2 separate regions of the Mus musculus genome follow, and region 1 is linked to region 2. A link is a loop called in an ENCODE intact Hi-C map of the cell type or tissue named here. Cell type or tissue: left cerebral cortex. All regions are shown on one strand. Each heading gives the region's core, and the rest is flanking DNA. Links, peaks and the distances in the headings are about the cores only. Region 1 overlaps Chst10 (carbohydrate sulfotransferase 10). Region 2 holds the start of Nms (neuromedin S).

Region 1 (11,873 bases), core at 1,421-9,420, 74 kb after region 2:
CTCTCTCTCCCCTTGCCTCCAGAAGTCCCACCTATCCCTCCCGTCCAGCAATTGGCCCATGGCTTCTTTACTGACAGACCAAGAACCAACTGGGGAGCAGGACCTTAGCATCAGAACTGCAGAACCTTTGTCATTTGCCGTGTGGGTTGCCATGAGGTTTGTGAGACACTGATGCTCTGGAAGTCCTGTGCTGTAAGAGCACAGTCTGCCATGGAGATGAGGGGCATAGCTGGATACGTACGTGCTCCATGCCATGTCCCTCCAGCATCTCCTGCCATCTCAGAGATCAGATAGAAAGAGCAATACCAGCTTTAGGAAGATTTAGCCTCCTAGGTACATCAACAGGGCCGTGGGGGTCAATATTCTTTTTGTTTCCTTCCCTTTCCCAACAGAAACTTCTTTCCTTCAGTCAGCTGCTGGATAGAAGAACGGCTCTCCATTATGTTACTGCCTCCAGCAGGACAGCTGGAGTTCAGGAGTGTACACATGGACATTGGTTGTGGGCTTCTCCTGTGTGCTATGGAGCTTGTGGGGCCTGGGATGACACTGATGGCACCTGTAAGGGTCAGACTGAAGTAACCCATGCACCCTTTCCTCTTGTTCCCCCCAGGAGCATTTTCTTCCATTGAAGAGATTCCTGAAAATGTAGTCCATGACCATGAGAAAAATGGCCTTCCACGCCTCTCTTCCTTCAGCAAAATAGGAATTCAGAAGCGGTAAGGGCAACTTCTTCAGAGGGGAAGGGGAAGGGTGATTTTTCAGCAAAACCCCAGGCTCAGTCCATACTTGCTGTGTGGTCCACAGGGCTCCAGATTCAGTCTGTACTTACTGTGTGGTCCACAGGGCTCCAGGCTCAGTCTGCACTTGCTGTGTGATCCACAGGGCCCCAGGTTCAGTCTGCACTTGCTGTGTGGTCCACAGGGCTCCAGGCTCAGTCTGTACTTGCTGTGTGGTCCACAGGGCTCCAGGCTCAGTCTGTACTTGCTGTGTGATTCACAGGGCTCCAGGCTCAGTCTGTACTTGCTGTGTGATTCACAGGGCCCCAGGTTCAGTCTGCACTTGCTGTGTGGTCCACAGGGCTCCAGGCTCAGTCTGCACTTGCTGTGTGGTCCACAGGGCTCCAGGCTCAGTCTTTCCTTGCTATGTGATCCACAGGGCTCCAGGCTCAGTTTGTGCTTGCTGTGTGATGCACAGGGCCCCAGGCTCAGTCTGCACTTGCTGTGTGATCCACAGGGCCCCAGGCTCAGTCTGTCCTTGCTGTGTGATCCACAGGGCTCCAGGATCAGTCTGTCCTTGCTGTGTGATCCACAGGTCTCCAGGCTCAGTCTGCACTTGCTGTGTGGTCCACAGGGCTCCAGGCTCAGTTTGTGCTTGCTGTGTGATGCACAGGGCCGTGGGGACCATGGGGCCCACTGTTTTGTGTTGGCATGCAGCAGCCAACAGTGTTCTTAGTGTCCTGTTCACTGCATATCTCAGCCTCCTGAGAACTTCAGAATCCCTTTCCCAACTCGTCACAAAGGCCATTAAAGTGTGCATCCGATTATTGCCAGAAGTGGGTAGCACTTTGTGTTTCAGTTTTGTTAAGTTCTTATGGATTCCTTACTAAATAGGATCATTTCTCCATTATATATATATATATATATATATATATATATATATATATATATAAAAGTGCTGTACACTTTGCCAGGGTACCATGCCCACGTCTGCATGTACTTCCCACTGGGGTAGTAGTGTGTTCAGGTCCATCACAGAAGACAAGCCCCTTAGACAATGGCAGTATAGTCAGCAGCGGATGAGAGGCAAAGTTCTCCCTTTTAGCTGTAAGGTGGCTTTACAGAGCCAGACTGAAGGGGTCAGAATACAAGAACTGCCCCTCAGTGTCAGGTCCAGCCTGGGCTTGGCCCTCCTTGCTTCTCAGCCCTTTGTTCTTTGTTGCTTCTGGCCTTGGGTAACTCAGTCTTCACAACTCTACAAACTTAGGCCAGAAATTGTCCTAGGTGTGGCCTGGGCTCTAAGGGAATCTTCATGGGGCTTGGTGAGACTGCATAAATTAAGACAGGCAGCTCATGGACAACAAAGAGCTTCTGGCTTTCAGGTAAGTGCGCCATGGGGGTAGCGTTGCCACAGACACTGCTATCTCTGTTGCCCCTGCCACACCACCACAGGCCCTTAGAGCCCGTGCCCCTACTGTGCTGCTGCTTGCCTGGGGCATCTTCCTATGGGAACTGTGTGGCCTGGATCCAACTCTTCCCTTTCATTTTTATAACCCCTGAGAGTTTGGGCTGGAATCTTTAAAGCTATGCCCATAAAATAAGCCTCCAGCCTCATTAAATACGGACTCACACTTCCAGCCCTAAAGATTTCCTGCCCAGGAACCAAACTCGTAAAAGGTTTTGAAGTTTCCAATCAGCCAAGTAAAACAAACCTTTGATTCAACAGTTTCACATCAACCTCAGAGGCTTCCTGGTTTGCTAAGCCTCTGTTTCCTCACCTGTAGAATGGGTTGGTAGCAAAGTTCAGTGCATCGTACTCAGAGTGCACTGTGCACTTGAGACATACTCCGCAGGGCCTAGCCTGGTGTGACTCTCTCTCCTACCCTCTTATCTATTACCTCTTGGAGCATTTGCCTCATCTCTGACCTTATTTTTTCTTCCTCAGATTGAAAACATACTTCAAGTTTTTTATTGTGAGAGATCCCTTTGAAAGACTGATTTCTGCCTTTAAGGATAAGTTTGTTCACAATCCTCGATTCGAGCCTTGGTACAGGCATGAGATAGCCCCAGGCATTATTAGAAAGTACCGGAAGAACCGGACAGAGACCCGGGGGATCCAGTTTGAAGATTTTGTGCGCTACCTGGGTGATCCAAACCGCAGGTGGTTAGACCTTCAGTTTGGGGACCATATCATCCACTGGGTGACCTACGTTGAACTCTGTGCGCCCTGTGAGATCAAGTACAGTGTGGTCGGACACCATGAGACCCTGGAGGCAGATGCCCCGTACATCCTGAAAGAAGCTGGCATAGACCATCTGGTGTCATACCCCACCATCCCTCCGGGCATCACCATGTACAACAGAACCAAGGTAGAACAGTACTTCCTGGGCATCAGCAAACGAGACATCCGGCGTCTCTATGCCCGCTTTGAAGGGGACTTCAAGCTCTTTGGGTATCAGAAACCAGATTTCTTGCTAAATTAATGTGTCAGACCCTTGAATATTGCCAGATCAGGGGTTGGCTAGGTGAGATGTGAGCACAGAAACGGTACTTCCTCTATCGTGTCCCATGGTTCCGTTCACGGATGATGTTGGGCTCTGATTACCTGCTCAGGTGACAGATGCTCTGATGACCCCCTCCCCAGCCTGTGTCACCCCCATAAAAGGTTAGGAAAGACTGGATATTTGCAGACAGATGGACGGACCAGGAGGACGTGTTAGGAGCCTGCTTCCTTCAGCTGTCATGTCATCGGCACCGTGCCAGCTAGCCAGTGTTAGGGTAGTGTCACCCGTGACCTGTGGATTGTACAGACCCAGCACTTTCAAGAGAGATGGGATGCTGAGTGGCTGCAAAGGTTACTGGGACCCATGCAGTGTCGAATCTAAGCCAGAATGATACCTCTTTCTTTCACCTTGACACAGCAGTAGCCATAGATACAGATCATACTCTCCTTGAGCTTGAGGCCCTGTGACATTTGGTGGTCATAATCACAAAACAGTTTGAGAAGTCTGACCTTTCAGGACCCAGGCTAGCCCATTCTTTGGGACCTCTGACCCTACAAGCACCTGCTTCATTCTTCTCTTCTGGAAAGTGAGGGTGTTATAGGAACATCACCTTTGAGGACTTAGAACTTGGCACAGGGAAAGAGGAGGAACCAGCCGGTCCTGGGAACTCAGGCTGCTGTGAAATCGGGTACTGTTGTCTTTGACCCCTGCTTTTGTCTTCGACTATCCCATCAGTGTGAGCAGCAGGGGCATTTCCACCTGTCTCCTGAATGAACCTCCCTGTCCTGAGAGGGGAGTGAAGAAAACAAAGCATTTCCAGCGGATAGAGACATGCACTTGCTGACGTGTCAGGACAACACACAGGCGTGCCATGCCTGTTTTGCCGAGTCCAGTGCTGTTTACAGACTGCCAAGTCCGTTCATGTCGCAAGATGGGATCCTGTGGCCCTGAGCCTAATAGTGCCACCATCCTCGACTGAAAGACCACAAGTTGGATAATCAGATTCATCAGCAATAAAATCCTGGGTGAGGCCACCTCTGGTGATGTCATACAGGTAACAAGTCACCAATCATGGCACTGAGGCCAGCCCCAGCAAGAAGAAAGCCACAGCCGCAGTCTCGGCTGCCAACCAGCAGCAAAGGGCTATTAAAGATGATGGGGCAGTTTCTCCCAGTGAGTCCCTGGCCCAGGGTTGCGAGGAATCGTGCTAGCTTCTCCTCAAGGCTACAGCCCTAGTCTCAAAAAGCCTTTCCCGAACTTGTAAATGTGAAAGTAAAATAAGATTTAAAATGTGTGCCAAATCTGACCCATGATCCCCAGGGGAGGGGGCTCCAGGACCCCTGGTAACTCTTGAGGCCAGGGATCGGGCTACAGACTGGAAGGAGGCTCAGCCCTTCCTTGTGAACTGATAAACTGTAAACGTGATGTTGGGTTATTTGTTAGTGAAGTTTTAGCAAAGCCTACTTAAAAATCCCTCCCGGCCTGAATTTGCTGATCAGAAATCTCTTTCCTGTTTTTTTGACAGGCAACAGTGTCAATAATGTGTGTGTGTGAGGTTAAGGTCTTCAAGTCAATCTTGATTAAAGCAGCATTTTCTCTCAGAAACAAAAGTGTATCTGGGTTTGATTGTTTGTTTGTTTGTTCCTGGCATTCTGGTCATTTTCCTAACACACTTTGCCAAACAAGTAAATATTTCTACCACTTACATCTGGAACAGGCCACCTCCACACATGGCTCCTAATTCCAGACAACCAGTATCCCCAGAGTGGTTCAACCTGACACCCCTCTCCCAAGGACTTTGAAGATCCTTCTTGTCTTCAGGACCATATTCCTCTTCCCCTTCGTTCAAGGAGGCCATCCTTTCCCTGTGCCCTTGGACCACTGCTATATTCAGACTTTGATCTCTCTTCTTCCCTCACTGCTCAGAAGCAGCTCAGAGGGAGCGTTGCACCCCCAAGCCTGACCTCAGACCTCACATCAGCCCCTCACACCTGATCTGACATGGGGTCTCATGGCTGAGAAACCATCTTTTTTTCAGGAAGGCAGCAGCATGCTCACCTCCTAGACTCACTGGGGTAGTAGAGTCACCTTCACAGCTCTGCAGGATGGACCTGACCCCTTCAGCTTAAAGCTTTGGAAAGTGCACAAAAGACTGTGCAAGACATTGGTCGTCCGGTGTTGGCAGCCTCAGCTGGTTCCCTTGTAGCTGCAGGAAGAGAAGCAGCTCTGATCTGTGGGCCCCTGGTTTTCTCAATGCACACTGGCTATTTGCAGCAGCCTGCTTTCTTCCCTCCTGCCTGGTTTTGTCTGTTTTCTTTAAGGCTGGCAGGCAGTTTCATCCCTATTCCTGACTTCTGTATTAGTTCTCTAGAGGAACAGAACTGGTGGGATATCATTCTCTTTCTGTGTGTATGGATAGAATGTATACACACATGTATCTATCTCTTATCTATATATCTATATAGGTGTCTTAGGGTTTCTATTTCTGCACAAAACATCATGACCAAGAAGCAGTTGGGGAGGAAAGGGTTTATTCAGCTTACACTTCCACATTGCTGTTGATCACCAAAGGAAGTCAGGACTGGAACTCAAGCAGGTCAGGAAGCAGGAGCTGATGCAGAGGCCATGGAGGGATGTTACTTACTGGCTTGCTTCCCTTCACTTGCTCAGCTTGCTTTCTTATAGAACCCAAGACTACCATCCCAGGGATGGCACCACCCACAATGGGCCTTTCCCCCTTGATCACTAATTGAGAAAATGCCTTACAGTTGGATCTCATGGAGGCATTTCCTCAAGGGAGGCTCCTTTCTCTGTGACAACTCCAGCTTGTGTTAAGTTGACACAAAACTAGCCAGTACATATGGATTTACTAGCATGGCTTACAAACTATGGCCCAGCTATTTCTGCAGTAGTTATCTACCAGTGCAAAGTCCAGTAGTTGTACTGTGCATGAGACCAGATACCTGAGCTGATCTAGTTTTTGGAAGAATCATGAAAAAGTAGGCTCTAATGCCACAAAGGAATGGTCTTGCCAGAAAGAGCGAGCAGGCAGAGAGAGCGAGCGCCCCCCAGTGTCCAGCAGAATGTTGCCAGCAGAAGGTGTGACCCAGATTAAACGTGGAACTTCTTACTTCAAAAGGTTCAGATTAAATTAAGAAAAACCCTTCAGTGGTGTGCCCAGCTGCTTGGGGTTTAGTTCATTCAGATGTAGTCAAGGCAGCAACCAAGCAGAGCTGTAGAGATGCAAAGCTGGATGCAGAGATGCAGAGCTGTAGAGAGGAGCAATGTTAGGACCTCAGCTCACACCCACACTCATGTCATGGTTGAGGAGCCACACCATTATGTTCTGTCTCAATGTATCCTCCCATTTCTTGCCATCTTGATCTGAAACCTTCATATGCTGGCACCTTTTGCTTAGTAACTAAACCTCGAACTCTTTTCTCTGTGTTCACAATTACCCATGCAGGTGGATCTCAGACTGTAATGGTTACTTCCTGAGAAAGTCATTGTAAGCTGAAAATACCCTGAGTCAAAAAACTGAGTACCTTAGCCCACGGGCATGGTAGCTTAGCAACACAGCACCCAGTGGGGCATCCATTCTTACTTCTGTCATTGGCCAGCCGGCAGCTCCTGCTGCTGTTTGGCGCTCCATGTTGCCAATCTGAGGTAAAGGATCAATATCCAAAGTACAATTTCCACTGAATGGATATTGATTTCTCACCATCAGAAAGCCAAAAAGTCAAAATATCCTAGGCCAAAAAAAAAAAAAAAGTCCTAAGTTAGAAGCTGTCTGTATAGAAAGTCGTGAGAAACCACACCACTCCTCTAGCACTCTGCCCAGAAATTTTAGCAAAATATTTGATCTGTTCACTTTCAAGTTCTACTTGTCACCCAAAATTCCCAAGACAGACACACTCCATCCAGGCTCTTTACCACTCCATTCAACAATGTGTTTCTGACGTCTCTCTGAGACCACCCCAGAATGGCCTTGACACCACATTTCCTCCGTGTGTGTGTGTGTGTGTGTGTGTGTGTGTGTGTGTGTCGCACGCGCGTGCGAGCGTGTGCCTGTGATGTGTGTCTGAGTATATCTGTGTACCATGTATAGGAGCACTTGAAGACCAGAAGAGGTTATCAGATCCTGTGGAAGTAGAGTTACAGAGAGGGTTATGAGCCATCATGGGGGCTGCTGGTGTTTGTTGAAAAGCAGCTTGTTCCTGGACAGATCACACCAAGCCAGCACAGTTCCCATGAAGAGAAGTCCTTTATTGAAGGGGGGAGTCGGGTAAGAAGTGAGAAAGAGAAAGAGAGAGATGAGGCCTCTTGTCTTTTATCTGGGCTGTGATGTAGGTGACCCAGGTGATGCAGGTGAGGCATGTGCTGCTGTTGCCATGGCAACAGATGCAGAAGGGTCCTTGTTGCCTAGGGGATGACATCATTGCTGGATTCTGAGGCTAACTATAAACAGCTTCTGATGCTAACAGCTGGGGACTGAACTCAGGTCCTCTGCAAGAATAGCAGAATCTGTTAGTCACTGAGCCATCTCTCCAGGCCTCAATTTTTGTGGTATATTCTCTAAGAAGATGGAAGCTCTCTCTATGTCCCCTGTTCTCAGAACACACCCCAAGAATCTCCTATAACAGCCATACCTGTTGCATACACTTCAGAATTCCTCCATCCCTGATTTGTGCAGCTGCTCCCACATTGTTAAATGTGCAATACAGCAGCGCCTGTTTCTCAATGTTGATGCCTCTCCTACTCTGCCTTGTAGCTTAGATTTTTCAAAACCTACATTTAATATGGATTCGAAAGTGTTTTAACCTCCCTTGTAGCCCACCACCCACCAGAGGTCGTGGAAAAGAAAGGTTACCAGGATACGGGGGAAGTGGACCTGTTTAGAAATCATTCTTTGGAGCAAATCCAATCTGCAGCATCAGGAAATCAGCAGTTTAGTTCACAGGAGTCAGCAGTGGCAGCTCGATCTACTCATAAACACTTCACGAATATACCAGCAGTCCAGTTCAGTACTGCTGGGATAGCAAACATGAGTCAGCAGATATGGCACAACCTAGCAGAAAGACAGCTAGGCCTCTGCTGAGTCAGCAGGAATGGTTAGGACCAGCAAGGACTCCAGGAGAAGTTCTTTGTGCCTCTCTCAACAAAGTGAAGAGCAGCAAAGACTTGAGACCAAGAAGCATTGCAAAGCTCGCTACGCAAGCCCCTGCCACTGTCCATTGGTTCCTATTTATACTCCCTCCAAACATCATGTGTCCTCTCACAGGTCTTGCCTCACCACGTGAGTCTGTCTTAGCAAAACTCCAGGTGAGTCTGGATCATCTGACATCACTCTGCCAATCAATCTGGGTCTGCAGATGCGGCAAGAAGCCCCAGAATGCCACCTAAGGTTTTTGGTGTGTTTCTTTCTATGAAGTCTTGACAAGCAGGGCTCTGCAATGCAGCGTAAGGCAGACCAAGGCATGCATGTTGTTAGCAAAGAATCCATCCTTCATCACGCATCCTTTTACATGTTTGTTTTAGTAAAACATCCTCTCACCTGTGTCCGCTTCAGAAAAGCATCCCTTTGACATACTGACTTTCCAAAGGAACCAGAACTTCCCAGCTCACTACCTGGGGTACTGGAATCGATCACTATACAGTGGGAAGCTTAACAGGAGTATTCTGTGTTCACTGGACCAGAGGCTAGAAAGTTCCAGATGAAGTGCAGACAGGCTCTAACCTTGGTGACTTGCAGGTGGCTGTCTTGCCATCCTCAAAGGCAGAAGGAGGGGTATGCTCTGGTCTCCCCATCCCTTAAAAGAAATCTTCAGAGCCCCACAATCATAACTTCTTTTGAATCTATCTCGCAGGCAGGGGTTCCCATCCTATTGGGATCAGGGGATCAACATGGGGCTTTTAAAGGGTTTAAGTCTTAACAATGATTTCCTAGGACTGAGAGTCTGTGCTTAGCACTGTAGCTTCCAAGCCTCAGAACTGGGCTCCAGAAGCACGGAGATGTCTGAGCATGTCTATATACTATCCAGTGTTTCCATTAGGGAACTTCATTGACTCCCTTGGTACTTCTTTTATATTGGTGTGTATGGTGGTTTGAATAAAAATGGCCCCATAGACTCACAGGAGGTGTGGCTTTTTGGAGGAAGTGTGTCACTGGGGGGTTTGGGGTTGAGGCTTTGAGGTTTCACTTAAGCCAGGCCTAATGGCTCACTCTCTCTTCCTGCTGCCTGTGGATTCACATGTAGAACTCTCAGCTACCGGTCCAGCACCATGTCTGCCTGCATGTCATCATGCTTCCTGTCATGATGATAACAGACTAAACATCTGAACGCGAAGCCAGGGATGGAACGCAGGTGATCAGGCTTGGCGACAAGCCCCGTCGCTGGTTAAGCCCTTTTACTGACCCAACAGTTGCTACTTTCTAACTGTGTATTCTCTTCTGTTTGCTTATTACTCTTTCCTTAGAAAAGTACTAGAGTCTACACTTTCTGCCGTTCCTTAAACTAACAAGTTTAATATATACTTTGGTGGGGGGGGGGGTCTTTGTACATGTTAAAAAGACTGATATGTGAGCATGGGGCAGCTTACTATCACATCACACTGCTTTGGAAATTGGGGCATAGGAATCTCCTTTCCAGCTGGCTCTGCCTAGAATTAAGACCCAGAGCCCTGGATGAATTCCTCCAGCTGATTAAAAGAAGGGAGAAGTATATGTCTCCATGTGGAATCTGAATGAGCACAGAAGAAGGAAGGAAATATGGCTACCCATTCCAGCACTGTCCTGGTAATGATATATTTAAGTATGCATAAGTCAGAAAAAGTTCTTAGTGCCTGAGTGAGAACCCATAAGCATCACTTCAAAGTCCTTGCAGAGAACACGCTGGATATCCAAGTGCTGGCGGGGAGCATTCCGTCTGCCTTCCTCCTTGGTTTGCACATGATAAACGAACGTGTAGTGCCTAACTCAAACTGAAAAGCTTCATGCCAGTACAGGAATCAAGTCATACTTCTCAAGAGGCCACACGGGTGTGTATACTCACAGACGATAACAGGCTGTATTTTGTTGACATTTGAACATGGTGTTTGTGGTGGTTTGAATAAAGATGGCTCCCTGAGGCTCACATGTTTGAACGCTTGGTTGCTAGGGAGTAGTCTATTTGAGAGGCACTAGGAGGTGTGGCCCCAGTTAAATGCTTTCCTTTATAAGAGTTGCCTTGGTCATGGCATGTCTTCACAGCACTAGGACAATAACACAGGGTCTCCATAAACCTCCAGTCATGTGTTATCTGGATCCTTCCTTTCTCAGAGCCCCAGTAAGTCTCGAAGTTTCATCCTTGGACTCCAGACCTGGGCTATGGACAGTGAGTGGGTTTCCAGCATTATCTGTCTTTCCTGGCTCTAGCGCTTTCTGCCACCATAGATCTGAATGCTTTCTCCAGAGACTTGTAGCACCCGACATTCCCTATTACTCTCTCCTCCACTTCAGACAGAATCCTGTCTGATTCCTGTCAGCACCCACCAGCCCCTGCAAAGAAATTACATATCTATCTGTGTACATATCTTTCGTCTTTTCCTGAAGTTTTGTGTTCCTAGGGTTACAAATTCTGAGAATGGGTTCTTTCCCTTGGTATCCAGAGTATCCTAGGGTCACCCCTGTTGTGCAGCCTGTTGGTTACATCATAACACAGGTGGATAGTGTGTGCAAAGGGAACACAGCATTTCCCTTGTCCATTCAGTCCTTGATTAAAAATTTGGGTGCTTCTGGTGTTACCCCCTATTCCAGTGGTTGAGATGGCTATGAGTACATGCATAAGTCTTTGTATGGATAGTAGGTTGTCTTGTACAGTAGGATAGCTGCTGGGTCACAAATGTTCATTCTATATATGTGGTGCCGGGGATTGACCCCAGAGCTAACACATGCTAGCCAGGTATTTTGCCACTGGGCAACACCCCAGCCCTCCATATTTTTATATGGAAAGAAAAAAAAAATCAATGGTATGACTTTGAGGAAGTTGCTAATGTACAAAACTAGAAACAATGTCAATATTACATGGAGGATAAAACAAAAGAGAGAGAGAGATAGGTAGATTACACAAATCGACTCATGAGGAACCAGGATTCATGCCAGGCAGTGATGGCACACGCTTTTAATCCCAGCATTTGGGAGGCAGAGGCAGGCAGATTTCTGAGGTCAAGGCCAGCTTGGTCTACAGAGTGAGTTCCAGGACAGCCAGGGCTATACTGTCTCCAAAAACAAACAAACCAAAAAAAAAAAAAAAAAAAAAGTGATTTCACGCTATCGTGTGTACGCCATTGCTTTGTGTGTTTCCTAAAACCTAATAAAAATAAGGACTGGAGAGATGGCTCAGCACTGACTGCTCTTGCAAAGGACTCAAGTTTGATTCCTAGTATCCACATGACAGCTCTCATCTGTAATCCAGACCAAGGGGGTTTGACACCCTTTTTTGGCTCCCATGGGTACTGCATGCACATACACACATGCAGGCAAAATACCCATGCACATAAAAAAAAAAAAAAAGAAAAGAAAAGAAAAAGAAAAAGAAAAAAAATTAAAGGAAAAAAACCTAATGAAAATAGAATAAGTGATTACCATACCTTAAAACTTAAAATATGAATATAA
Region 2 (11,873 bases), core at 2,644-10,643:
ACAGGAAGTTCATGAAGTACGGACCTCAGCGCTAACTGGATGTGTCGGTTTCCGAGTTCTGGAGTAGTGAAATAAAAACTAGATAGAAAAAGAAAAGGGTACGTATTAGCACCAAGTGTCACTTGCCCCAGACATGACCCAGAGAATGTGTTAGGCACTGTGAGGTCCTCACCCTTTTGTATACATCCTGGTTTTCCTGGAAGAGAATTGAAAGGAAGGTTATGTGGAGTTTCACTGGAGCAGCTTTCTGATGACGTTTTCGGTGTAAGTCATGCTACAAGCCTGACTGGATTTACCCAAATATTATAAAACAGCTGAGAGTGTGGTTGCCACAGGCTTTCAAGACTATGTTGTCTTTTATAACTTATCTCTTTTTACCTTTTCAATCTCCTTTTCCCTGGGATTGAAAAGGTAAAAAGAGATAAGTTATAAAAGACAACATAGTCAGTCCCCAATACTTTTTTCTTTTTGTAGAAAAATCGGTGTCAAGCTTTCCTCATGTAGCCTTTCACCTGCTTTCCCCAACTGTAATGCACACATCATGAGGCAGGCTGTCTTGTGTGGATCATTACTCCATCCCCAGGACCTGTCACTGCTCTGACCTCAAGCATCTCTTCTGAGTTAATGAAGAAATGGCTCTCTATCCACAGAACCTATTAGCCTTTTCCTGTCTAAAGTCCTTCTGATGTCAGAAGGTAACCAAGCAAGCAGAGCCCTGGTGTCTGCTGGTGACATCAGTGGTAGAATGCAACCACTCCCGATTTACGTGATCATGGACGTCTCCTGCAGACACCACCCTGGTCTGTGGGGGACGGAGAGGGAGCACGTGAGGAGTTCCAGAGACTCATCCCAAACACAGGAGAGTTGGGGGCAACAAGGAAGTCAAGAAGAGCCATTGCCTTTCTATTCATAATTTGAAAATAGTGGCATTTTCATTAATTGAGCAACTACTTGCTCTGTAACCAGAAATAATGGGTGTGGTAGGTATTGGGGAAATGAAAACCATAAAAGGAAATTCATTTTAATTAGGTCCTTGTGCCTAGAAGCCCCATAATCCGTTTGAATGCTGCAGCTGGCAGTGGGACAGTTGCACTTCCACTGTCCCTGCTTATGTGGGGACACCACAGTGCTTACATGAAGAACGTGGAAGCCACTGTGGTGCAAGGTAGGGAGGTAGTGCAAATGGGTGGAGAACTCCAAGTCTTGCTTTGAGACTTGGTCCAGAGACCAAGGCAATAAGAAACGTCTACAGTCATCATTCCCAAACATATGCATAGTGGCAAATTGAAAACAAGATGCAAGCCTGATATTTTCATGAAGATATCGAGAGAGAGGGAGAGAGAGAGGGGAGAGAGAGAGAGAGAGAGAGAGAGAGAGAGAGAGAGAGAGAGAGAGAGAGAGAGAGACCCTTAAATTTTGAATAGGAAGTAGCTGCAACAAGAGGCACCTGGTGGCTGTCATTTACCATGCTGTGGGCGCCATTGAAAGCATATCACAGGTGTTGAAGCACTTGGTCAGGATAACTGGAGCTGTTGCTTCAATTACACACATGGAACAGACAAGCCAACTAAGGCACAGAGAGATCAAGACACTGCCAGGGTTGGACAGCCTAGTCTGAGAGCATGGGATGTAGCTACAGGCTCTGAGGGAGGCAAAAGAAAAGGCTGTCTAAAGATCTGAAGGGTCCGGTGTGTTTGAGAGACCCTGAGGGGTGCGGCTGGAGTGTGTGATGCTGAGGATTGGGGAAGTGAGTAGAGAGAAAATGTTGCTCAAGGCTTCACTGAGAATTGTGAACTATGCAGGACCACTCTCCTCAGTTTTCAATGCATCAACATCAACTTTGTATCTACTGAGTCGCTGGTAACTGTGATTCCTACAGTTACTGTTAGGTGTGGTGCTTTACAGGACCCACGGTGTTGGAGAACTGTTATGCCATAATGCACCAATCTATGATATTTAAGTCATGGACATATAATTAATTTTATTACATAGATAATATGATTTTAAGAATACACATGAAGTACCAATATTTTGTGGTAGTTTGTATCAAAAGGAAAAACTTGATTTTTTTTTCCTGAAACTGTATTTTTATACACACACATATACAAATACAGAACATCCTCTAGTAGACAGCTAAAGCATCATTTACTAAAAAGTTATGATGTAAACATATATACTAATGTAACCACAAGAGCTAGCATATGTATGATTTTTACCTTAGGTTGGTTAGAATGTATTTCCCTCTGCTTCAGAAAGTATGCCAGTCGCTAAAAGACAAAATGAGGAAACTAAATCAAACACAAGAATAAATTCTTTAGTTAATAGAATTCTCTTACAGCATAATTAAAACTCTAAAATTGTTCCATTTATGAACCTTGAATCATCTCCTCATGCAATATTTCAATTTGGCTCTCAGGGTGTCGCAAATGAGGCCGTGCAGCAATCACACTGAATTCCTGCTGCAGCTAAATACCTGGTATTAAAATAGTTTTAAGTGAACATTAACTACATGATATTTTCAAAGCTGGGAATAAGTGCAAATCTCACAGTGCTGCATAATAGCATACCTCAGGATCCACAATATCCAAGCCGTCGGGAGAATCAGCTAAAGGTGGGGAAGCTCCTGTAACAAGAGACAGTCAAAACATCAGTTCCAGAAGAGGCCATAGCATTTGCTTCAGCACCCATGCCATAAAAAATACGCAGGTCTTAATAGACTCCATCACACAGCTGAGCAAAAGAAGTCATTGAGAAGGTAGCACTTACGAATGTAACAGAAGGTACTGCTAAGAGGAAAAGGCAAGCTACCTCTTCCTAGTGTACTCAAATCCAAGATGTGTAACAACAGTATTCTAAAACTGCATGTGCTCAACTAAATGGGAGTTTCTAGTCCATCTGTTAGCAAATCAAGAAAGAAAGGGGAAACACTTAAGAGCAAGCAAGTTTCTACTTTGGTGGAATCTGTGAGGATCAAATATCAGAAAGCAATACCAATAAAGAATGTGTATCTAATCAGGGCTTTTAAGACATGCAGGTGCCTGCCTCTGTTCCATCAGCACCTCCAGGAGCAGAGTTCTGGAGAGAATTGCTACTAGCATGTAGTTGGAGCCTTCCAGCTCCCTTCTGATAAATGAACCTGTCTTTTCATTTGCACATGATATAACACTCAGGGGTTTATGTAATTGAATCCATGAGGTAGGTCAGCACCAACAAAATAAGATTAATAAATACATACAATGTCCTGAACTTTTATATCTTAAAATATGGAACAGGGGCCATATGGCTCAAGAGAAATTTATTCTAACAACAACATAATACATACATATATACACACATACATGCATGCACACACATATACACAGACACATACATACAGGCATGCACAGATACATGCATACACATACACACACACACACAGTGGCAGCTATTTGCTCTCTGCAATCTGAGTCAAGAGAAAGCCAAACCAATATTCTGGCATATTTTAACAATAATGTTCAAGCCTTGAAGAATAACACCTGACTTGAAAGGATACAAAGTAATGTAGAATTAAAGGTGCATATAGTTTTCTCTAGAAGGACAGAAATTAGAATGTATATGTTAAATCTCTTCAATTATTTTGAGAACTGTCACAAGCAAGGAATCTTCATTGAATCCTGCATAGCTCTGCAGATCTTAACAAGAATGCCTGTTTTGAAATCAGATGTTAGGATGTTGCAGCTTAGTATAAATATATTTTTTATGATTGTGATCATTTGATAACAGGAGGTACTGCAAACCAACCCCACGAGGTCTTACTGAGAAGTCTGTGTTAATACAAAGATGAAGACCAAATCAAATAGAAAAATAGGGGAGGATGGATAGAAATATGCAGACAATTAGATTAAAAACCAAAATTTCAAAAGCAAACCATGAGCAAGATTTTATAAGAATCCAGAGGGGCAGCAGCTGATTGTCTGGGGCTGTCAGTGAGCTGAAGGTTAGACAAAGTAACTGAACATTGTCTAGAAGATGAGCTGGGAACCATAGAGGATACCTGATGCTCTGGAGATGTTAAGATAATACCATGTCTCACAGTGGCCAAGTGCTGCAATTACTCTTTAAGAGAAAACAAACACTGTGTTTTCCCAAGGTTCCCTATGCCTCTAAATCAAAATTCTAATGGAAAAGTCTTAATAGTCCCTGTTTCCAATCATGGCTCTCCATCAATAGCCTAGTTTCCTGCACTCTGTGGCAAACTCCCTGGAGATGCTGATCTGATCAAGGACTTCAGACCCTTCTCCCCACTTCTGACTCCCTATAAACTGCCCAAAAACCAGAGATGCAGCACCCGGTCAGCACCGTGGACAGCGTCCGAGGGACGCTCACCTTCCAATTTCCCTGATAGAATTCTTTCTGTCTGCACAGTTGCTCTCCTCTCTCTTCAGCTGCCCATCACCTTTCAGTTTGGGGGACTTTAAACCCAGTTTCCCTCCCTGTGTTATCTCTGAAACAGACCACTAAGAAGGGTCTTCCCCCAACTCACATAGAGACCATACCCTCTTCAGTTTCAGCAACCACAAAATCAGGACACTCCTGGGGCAAGAATTGTTTGATCTGAGTATCTCTGGATAAGGGGCTGTGGCTTCTCACCGTGTCCATCACTCCGGTTAGACACAAGTGCCGCTCCTCTAAACAGGAGGACAGATGTGAAGGTAGGTAAAGGAAGGAAGCTTGAGAACTACCCTGACGGGTAAAGATCTGCGCCAGTCTTCCACAGAACTCAGTCCCCTTACCTGAGGAGGGAATCTGTAGCATACAGAAGCAGTAGATGAACAGGATTGGAGAATAGTGGGGGAGCGGGTGTTTCATCTTCAAGCTCTGGATTCTCTTTGCAGACCACAGATACGTTCTGTTCAGAGAGGTGATGAGCATTTCCCGAGGGTCCAGAGGCAGAGATGACCCTCTGCCCTGCATCTATCCAGCCCAGGGCAGTAGGAGCCTTTATTGGCAGAATCCTAGAGCCCATTGGCTGAGCACCAATCAGCGTTGCGCAGGAGGACCCTGGCTTTCTCATAAATGTCATGCTGAGCCCTTATTTGTAGAATAATATCCGCCGAGTGTAAGCATTGTAGAGTCATCTTTTTCGAGCCAGCAATACAAATAAGAAGTGGAGAGTCATAATTGTTATTCTATAATGGTTTGAGAAAAACTTCTGACTCAGGGAAGGCCTGTTCTCCTTTCTTTCTAAACCATAAGGCTGGACATAAATCCATAAACTCTTGCATGTGTTCCTAAAAAGCTGTTTATTTTCTCATAGTGACGAATGGCATCTTGTGGTCTTTGGTGCATCTAAGAAGGAATCCTGGATATAACATGACAGATTATATAAAGTTCAATAAGAATTATCCCATGTCTAACTCACTGGAAGTTCCTTTATAGAAAAAAGTAGTTCATCGACATGACTGCCTAAGGATGAGCGGAACAAGGGTGATAGCAACAGACATGCTAATGTGGGCGGGGAAGTCCAGGGAGCCCTCAACCCTGCACAAAGACCTTTGGGAAACTAAGGAAGGCTGAGAGTGGGAGAAGTAGTCTGACCCGGGGAAGAGAACAACAATTAATTATACAATATTAAATGGTTAGTTAGTCCTGAAAACATATATACAAATAGCATATGGGTGGTGGAGGTTTTCTTATGTGTTTATATATATATATATATATATATATATATATATATATATATGTGTATACATGTATATATTAACATTTAATTAGAAAGCAGTCATGGATTTGAAAGGGCATGGACAGATGAATGGGAAAGAAGAGGGAATGGTCTGATTATATTGTGAACTCAGTAAAAGAAATACTTATTTAAAAAGTAATTGAGCACTTGGGAGGCAGAGGCAGGCAGATTTCTGAGTTTGAGGCCAGCCTGGTTTACAGAGTGAGTTCCAGGACAGCTGGGACTACTCAGAGAAACTCTGTCTTGAAAAACCAAAAAGAAAAAAAAAGTAATTGAGTAACCAAAATCTCACTGTCTACAGTCACAGGCAATTGTGATGGAACACTCCTTTAATAGCAGCACTTGGGAGGCAAGGGACAGGTAGAACTCTTGTGCATTTCAGACCAGCCAGGGCCACATTGAGACTTTGTCTCAAAACGAAATAACATACATAAATAATCATGGTTGGAAATTTGCCTCTTTAAGATTATTTTTAGATTCACTTCTACAGACAAGTTATTATTTCAAAGTCAGTAATTAAAAAACCTGGTTTTTAAACCATGGTTACTTAATACTGAAGATGAATTGGTGTCATGTGCTGAGTTCCTACATGCTGGGAACTGCTCCCATCCCCAGGCAGGCTAGCTTTTAATTAACAGAGAAAACTCATAGTACACAGATCTTATTCTAATTTTATGAATGGGAAGACTGGAGCCAGGAATTATTAAGGAACTGACTGGAGGTCACTCAGCTGCTGCAAGAAATTGACAGGAAGGGCAGCTGAATCTGTGTCGGGGGTCCACAGATAATGGGATTTGGGTTGATAAATTGCTTTTAACAAAATGAACCCTTTGGGGAGTTACATGAGATAGAAAAGAAATAAATTAATGAAATCTTCTGCTTCTTGCCAGAATAATCACACATATGTCATCAAATATTTTAGGGATATATATATATATATATGTATATATATATATTTAATTTTACCCTTCCAGAGGTTACATGATAGTCAATTGATTATTACAATGTACATCAAATGTATTAATACTTGTTTCTCTTTGACGCGTTTTCTACATTTTATAAACTGCTTTAAAAGTTGACTCGATCTGCCGAATTTCATTTTAAATAAATGAACTTTGTAAGAACAATTCTGATCAGTGCAGTTCTCAGATTCATCGCAGAAGTTTATTCAGTGGTCAGCAGTCAAGGCAGAGATTCACTCACGGCTGGTCAAAATACAGAGAATTCGTATCTGTGCAATGCTCAGTCACAAATGGGGCATTCTCCTTCCTCCCCAAAGTCTTAGGCACCACAGAGAAAGAGGGCAAAGACCATAAGATCCAGTGGTTGGGAGGAGCACGCTGAAAATGTGCCACTTGAGACCACTGCGCTCATGAGCTGAGGTGACCTCAAGACAAGATCAAGCCAGTCAGCATTCTAGCTCACAACCACACGAGGGCGCTGTGGAGAATTGACCACTTCTGACAGAGGGAAATCAGTTTTCTTTAAAGTTGTGGCTCCCGGTAGGTATGTGCCAGTGGATGACCCCACACCCAGCAGTGTGTGGAAAGTACACATTGGAATCGTTGGGTTATTTAAAAAGAAACCAAACACAAAGTTGGTAAGGGGGTAGGGATGTGTGATGGCTACTCTTGATTGTCAACTTGGTTATGTCTAGAATTACCCAAAACCCAAAATGGTTAGGCCCACCTACAAGGGATTTTCTTCGGAATTAAATCGTGTGAGATGGGAAGACCCACTTCTAATCCAGAACTGAAGATCAGCTGGGACATCCATCCTCATAAACTAAACACTTCTTAATTCTTGGGCTTTCCATTTGTAGGCAGCCATTGTTAGACTACCTGGACCAGCGTTTGCCAGCCATCATAATAAATTTAACAATTAATTATTATTAAATTATATAAATTATTGAATTATATAATTATTATATAATACATTACATTATACACTGTTATAAAATTATTAATTATTAAATTATATGAATTTAATAGATTTAATAAATCATATGTACATGCACACATGAACACATAAGAGATGATAGATAGATAGATAGATAGATAGATAGATAGATAGATAGATGATAGATATTCTGTAAATTCTGTTCTCTAGAGAATCCTGACTTATATAGTGTGGATCTGGCTGGAGTTACTGGGAGAAGTTGAAGGTTCAACATAATCCAAATATATTGTATGAAATTCTTTAAAACTCTTAATACAGATGTTATTTTTTAAAATAATTTCGAGTGAGAGTTTCTCATAAGAAATTATTTGTGTCTTTAAATGTCATATTTTCCAAGCGGGTTTCCATTCATAACAGAATGGGAATAATGAAGTCTCTTTTATCATAATTTTTCTCTTCCCATAGCTCAGCAAGAAATAGAGACTTACATTTATTTATTTTTTTTTTAAAGATTTATTTATTTATTTATTGTAAGTACACTGTAGCTGTCCTCAGACACTCCAGAAGAGGGAGTCAGATCTCGTTACGGATGGTTGTGAGCCACCATGTGGTTGCTGGGATTTGAACTCCTGACCTTCGGAAGAGCAGTCGGGTGCTCTTACCCACTGAGCCATCTCACCAGCCCCCGAGACTTACATTTATTATAATATGTAAAATTTTAGTTTAAGAATAACTTATTTTAGTTACACCCCAATCTGAGACTATGCCATTTTTATTAAAATATGCTCATTGCCTAACAGAAAGTCTTCACTGAATGAAAGTTAAATATAAAGAAGTACTTTTTAATTGTAAACCGCTTACAAGCGCTCGAGACTCCATATGCCCATAGTAGCAAACTTGCATGGCAGCTCTGTTTTCTATCAGCAGCTGCTTCTTGGACATCCGGTCTGTGTCTAAAAGATACACATTTTTTTCCCAAATAAGCCACCACAATGAATAATTAAAAACAAGCATGTTTTGTTCATATTAATTCTCAGACTCTTTATAGATTTGCATATGCATATCTGGTCCACACTAGTTCTCAGCTATTTAAGACAAGAAGGAAATTATCACTTGTAATGTTAATTCAAAAATATAAAGCTGTAAGAAAAAATACTGTAATTATACCATTCTTTGTTACGCTGCTATGGGCAGTGTGTGCCCTCGATGATTAATATTGTGTTGAAGATCTACGCCACAGTGTAACTGTACAGAGAACTGGAGCCTTCAATAGACAGTTAAATGGAGTTATAAGAGAGATTTCTTCTAGCCTTTCCAGCACACAGAGGAAAGGCTATGAGAGCCCACTGTGGGAAGGGAGATCTTCCAGCCACAAACCAAGGAGAGCGGTCTACCAGAAACCCAACATGCACAGCTGTGAAAATATTGATCTCTTCTTTTGAAGGCCCCAATCTATAGTGTTTTATTGCAGCTACTCAAGCAGAAGGAAGCAGACACAAAGGGATTTCCTAGTCAAATCAATAAAAGAGTAAAATCAAGATGTGGAAATTGGAAACTCTCATACTACTTTCAAGAGAGAGACACAGAGAAATTGGATATCAGTGCAGTACCCTAGAATCCCAGAAGAGGGCACTGGACCTCCTGCAGCTGGCGTTACAGGTCGTTGAGAGCCACCTGACCTGGGTGGCCAGTGGGAGCTGAACTCAGATTCCCTAGACGAGCAGGACCGGCTCTTAACCAATGAGCCATTTCCCTAGCAACAGACCAAAGCCTAAGTGGAAAGATGACTATACAGGACACTGGCAAAACCTTACAGCGTTGCTGGAGAGCAAGCAAGAACAAGTGAAAAACTGAAGCAGTGTTTACCCGAAAAGATTTGATGCTGCCAGAGGTTTAATGAATGACAAACTAATCTACAAAAGTAGCTGGTCATAGTAAAAATTCAAAGTTGCTTTTCCACCAACTTCTGAAACACCTAAAATTAACTTGGGAAACAACATATTTATTGGAAAGAGGTGGGGAACTTTGATCAGACTTTAAAGAAAACAATTTTCAGGTGTAATTTTCTTAGGGGGGACCAACCCTTTACCAATGTCACAATGCTCTCTAAAGTAGCAGTGATTGTGATACTGTGGGTGACTTTGTTATTGATCTACTTATGAACAATGGGTAATAAAAGTGGAATAGAGCCTCTTTAAACACACCCATCAGTTTAATAATACAGAGAAAAGGTCACATCTGCGGTAATGCCAAACTAAATGTTGTTATGGACAAGTGGCCAATTATTTGGCAAAAACAAAACTCCATTTTCTATTGCAAGCTATAAATTCCAGCACATTAATGAACTAAACCTAATATGTGCTCATGTGTGTGCACACGCACACGAACAAGCACACACACACGCACACACACACATGTACTGTGAATGCCTCTCTATTTTCTGTATGCTATGCTGATACATCCAGAACCTCTTCTGGAGTTGTGGTACAGGTCAGTGGCAAGGTACATGCACAGCATAATTTTTTTTTAAATTAAAACCCCAACTTCATGCCTGGAGAGCTCTCTTCCCATGACTCTCAATTCCTAGAGGTCACAAGACTCAGCCAAGACTCAGCTTAGATCTGCAAGGTCTCCTCCAAGAATGCATGGCTTGTTGGCTTGATTCCCAGCCTGTGGCAATGCTGCAAGGTGGAGGACACTTTAGGAGATAAACTCTAATAAAAAGAAGTTAGGCCATTGAGAGTCAGTCTTTGAAGAGGAAATCAGAGGGCTCCTTCCTGTCATTTTTAGATCCTGGCCTCTTGGAGATAAACATCTTTCTTCCATTACACCCTCAAAGGAATGGGGCCAAGGTAGCATGAGCTAAACCTTTGAGTCAAAGTAAATCTTCCCTCATTTTTGGTTGTTGATCTGGGCTATCTTGCATAGGGAGTGGTTCTGATGCTAAAGTCCTGTTCCCCAATTGGTTCTTGATTGATCAAAAAAGATGCCAGGGGTCAATTGCTGGGTGGAAGTAAAGAGGCAGGCCTTCTAGATCCCCTCAGGCAGGCTAAGAGATGCAGGAAGAGAAAGGTTGATTTTTGCCATGCTTCAGAGGGAGAAAAGGTGACCAGCCATGTGAGATCTTGGGCCACTTCCCCAGGTGGGAGATTAGAAATGCAACTAAGAGGAGGCAGTGTTGGGTTGTTGATTAAGGAGAAGATAACTGTGCAACTAAAGTTGAGGGCAGCTTTAGGGTGCTAAGCTAAGAGTATTGGGAAAGGCATGCTAGCCACAGGACATGAGAAACACCCAGCTATTGAGCCAATAAGGCAGGTTGAAAAATAAGCTAATGTGTGTGTCTTTCACTCATGGATCCTAGGGAATCTGGGCAGAGCCCCATCTGCCTGGAGCTTAAAGAGAGGTAGCAAAAACTACACACTACATTGTTGCTGTATGGAAAATGGACTGACTCCTGCCTTTCATGTGCAAACTAACAATCTAGAGCTCATGACTATTCCACTGGGTCTCAACACCACAGAGGATGCTCTGACTTCAGCATCCCAGAGGGGTGTCGCAGACATGCAGGAGGCCCCACTCTTTCCTAAAGTCTGGAAAATTATTACAGTATGGTGCCCTGTGCCTCTTAGTAGTTCTGCCTTGCCTTTCTTTGTTCAGAAGCACCAATTAGCTTCAGTCTTACCTTCACCTCTGCATTCTGCTTCCTGGCCATTCTGGTGTCTTTGCACATGGTCCTTTGTGGAATAGCATACCTCTCGTGTCTAGGGCAGGTAAGCACAGATGTACCTTGACTTAGGATAGGGTTAAAAATCACATAAGTTGAAAATGTATTTAGCATATCCAACCTACTAGATATCCTGGCTTGGCAGCTGCACACCCTTTCCCATTGGGATCATGAGGCTGACAGGGAGTCGTGTCTACCAGTGCCCAGCATGCTGGCAGCTCAGGAAAGCATTAAAGCTCAAACTCAGTAGTTTCTATTGGGCATGGATTGCTTTCATGTGATCATAAACAAACAAAAAGGCACAAGTTTGGTATTGTCTGTAAGATAAAGTTTTCAGATTGTTTTGTCCCTTTGTGTGTGTGTGTGTGTGTGTGTGAGAGAGAGAGGGGGGGGGTAGAGAGGGGAAGGGGAGAGGGAGGGGGAGGGGAGAGGGGGAGAGGGAGAGGGAGAGGGAGAGGGAGACTGTGTCCATGGGTAGACATGTGTGGGGACACAGATGTCATGCACCTGTGTGGAAATCAAAGGACA

Evidence for each region. A loop is a pair of places that touch in the nucleus more often than their neighbours do. Peaks named below come from ENCODE experiments on the same cell type or tissue, not always from the same donor. Only the 100,000 strongest peaks of a DNase experiment are listed, where the experiment ranks them.
Region 1: it touches region 2 in a loop (4-fold over the local background); 20 of 42 quality-filtered maps call a loop at or near these places.

What each region holds. Positions count from the first base shown.
Region 1 is chr1:38,856,824-38,868,696 of GRCm38, reverse strand. It overlaps Chst10 (carbohydrate sulfotransferase 10), which reads left to right. Exons shown (of 7, transcript NM_145142.2): 6 at 611-716; 7 at 2,662-4,825. The coding sequence ends at 3,199. Among named protein-coding and RNA genes, the nearest start is that of Lonrf2, 26 kb to the right of the region's middle. In left cerebral cortex, for the core only: a CTCF peak has its summit at 6,286 (motif pointing left); DNase peaks (open chromatin) are centred at 6,293 and 7,639.
Region 2 is chr1:38,932,261-38,944,133 of GRCm38, reverse strand. It overlaps Nms (neuromedin S), which reads right to left and starts at 4,985. Exons shown (of 10, transcript NM_001011684.2): 1 at 4,773-4,985; 2 at 2,568-2,623; 3 at 2,217-2,267; 4 at 173-196; 5 at 25-78. The coding sequence starts at 4,848. In left cerebral cortex, for the core only: CTCF peaks have their summits at 7,149 (motif pointing right) and 9,239 (motif pointing right); a DNase peak (open chromatin) is centred at 7,187.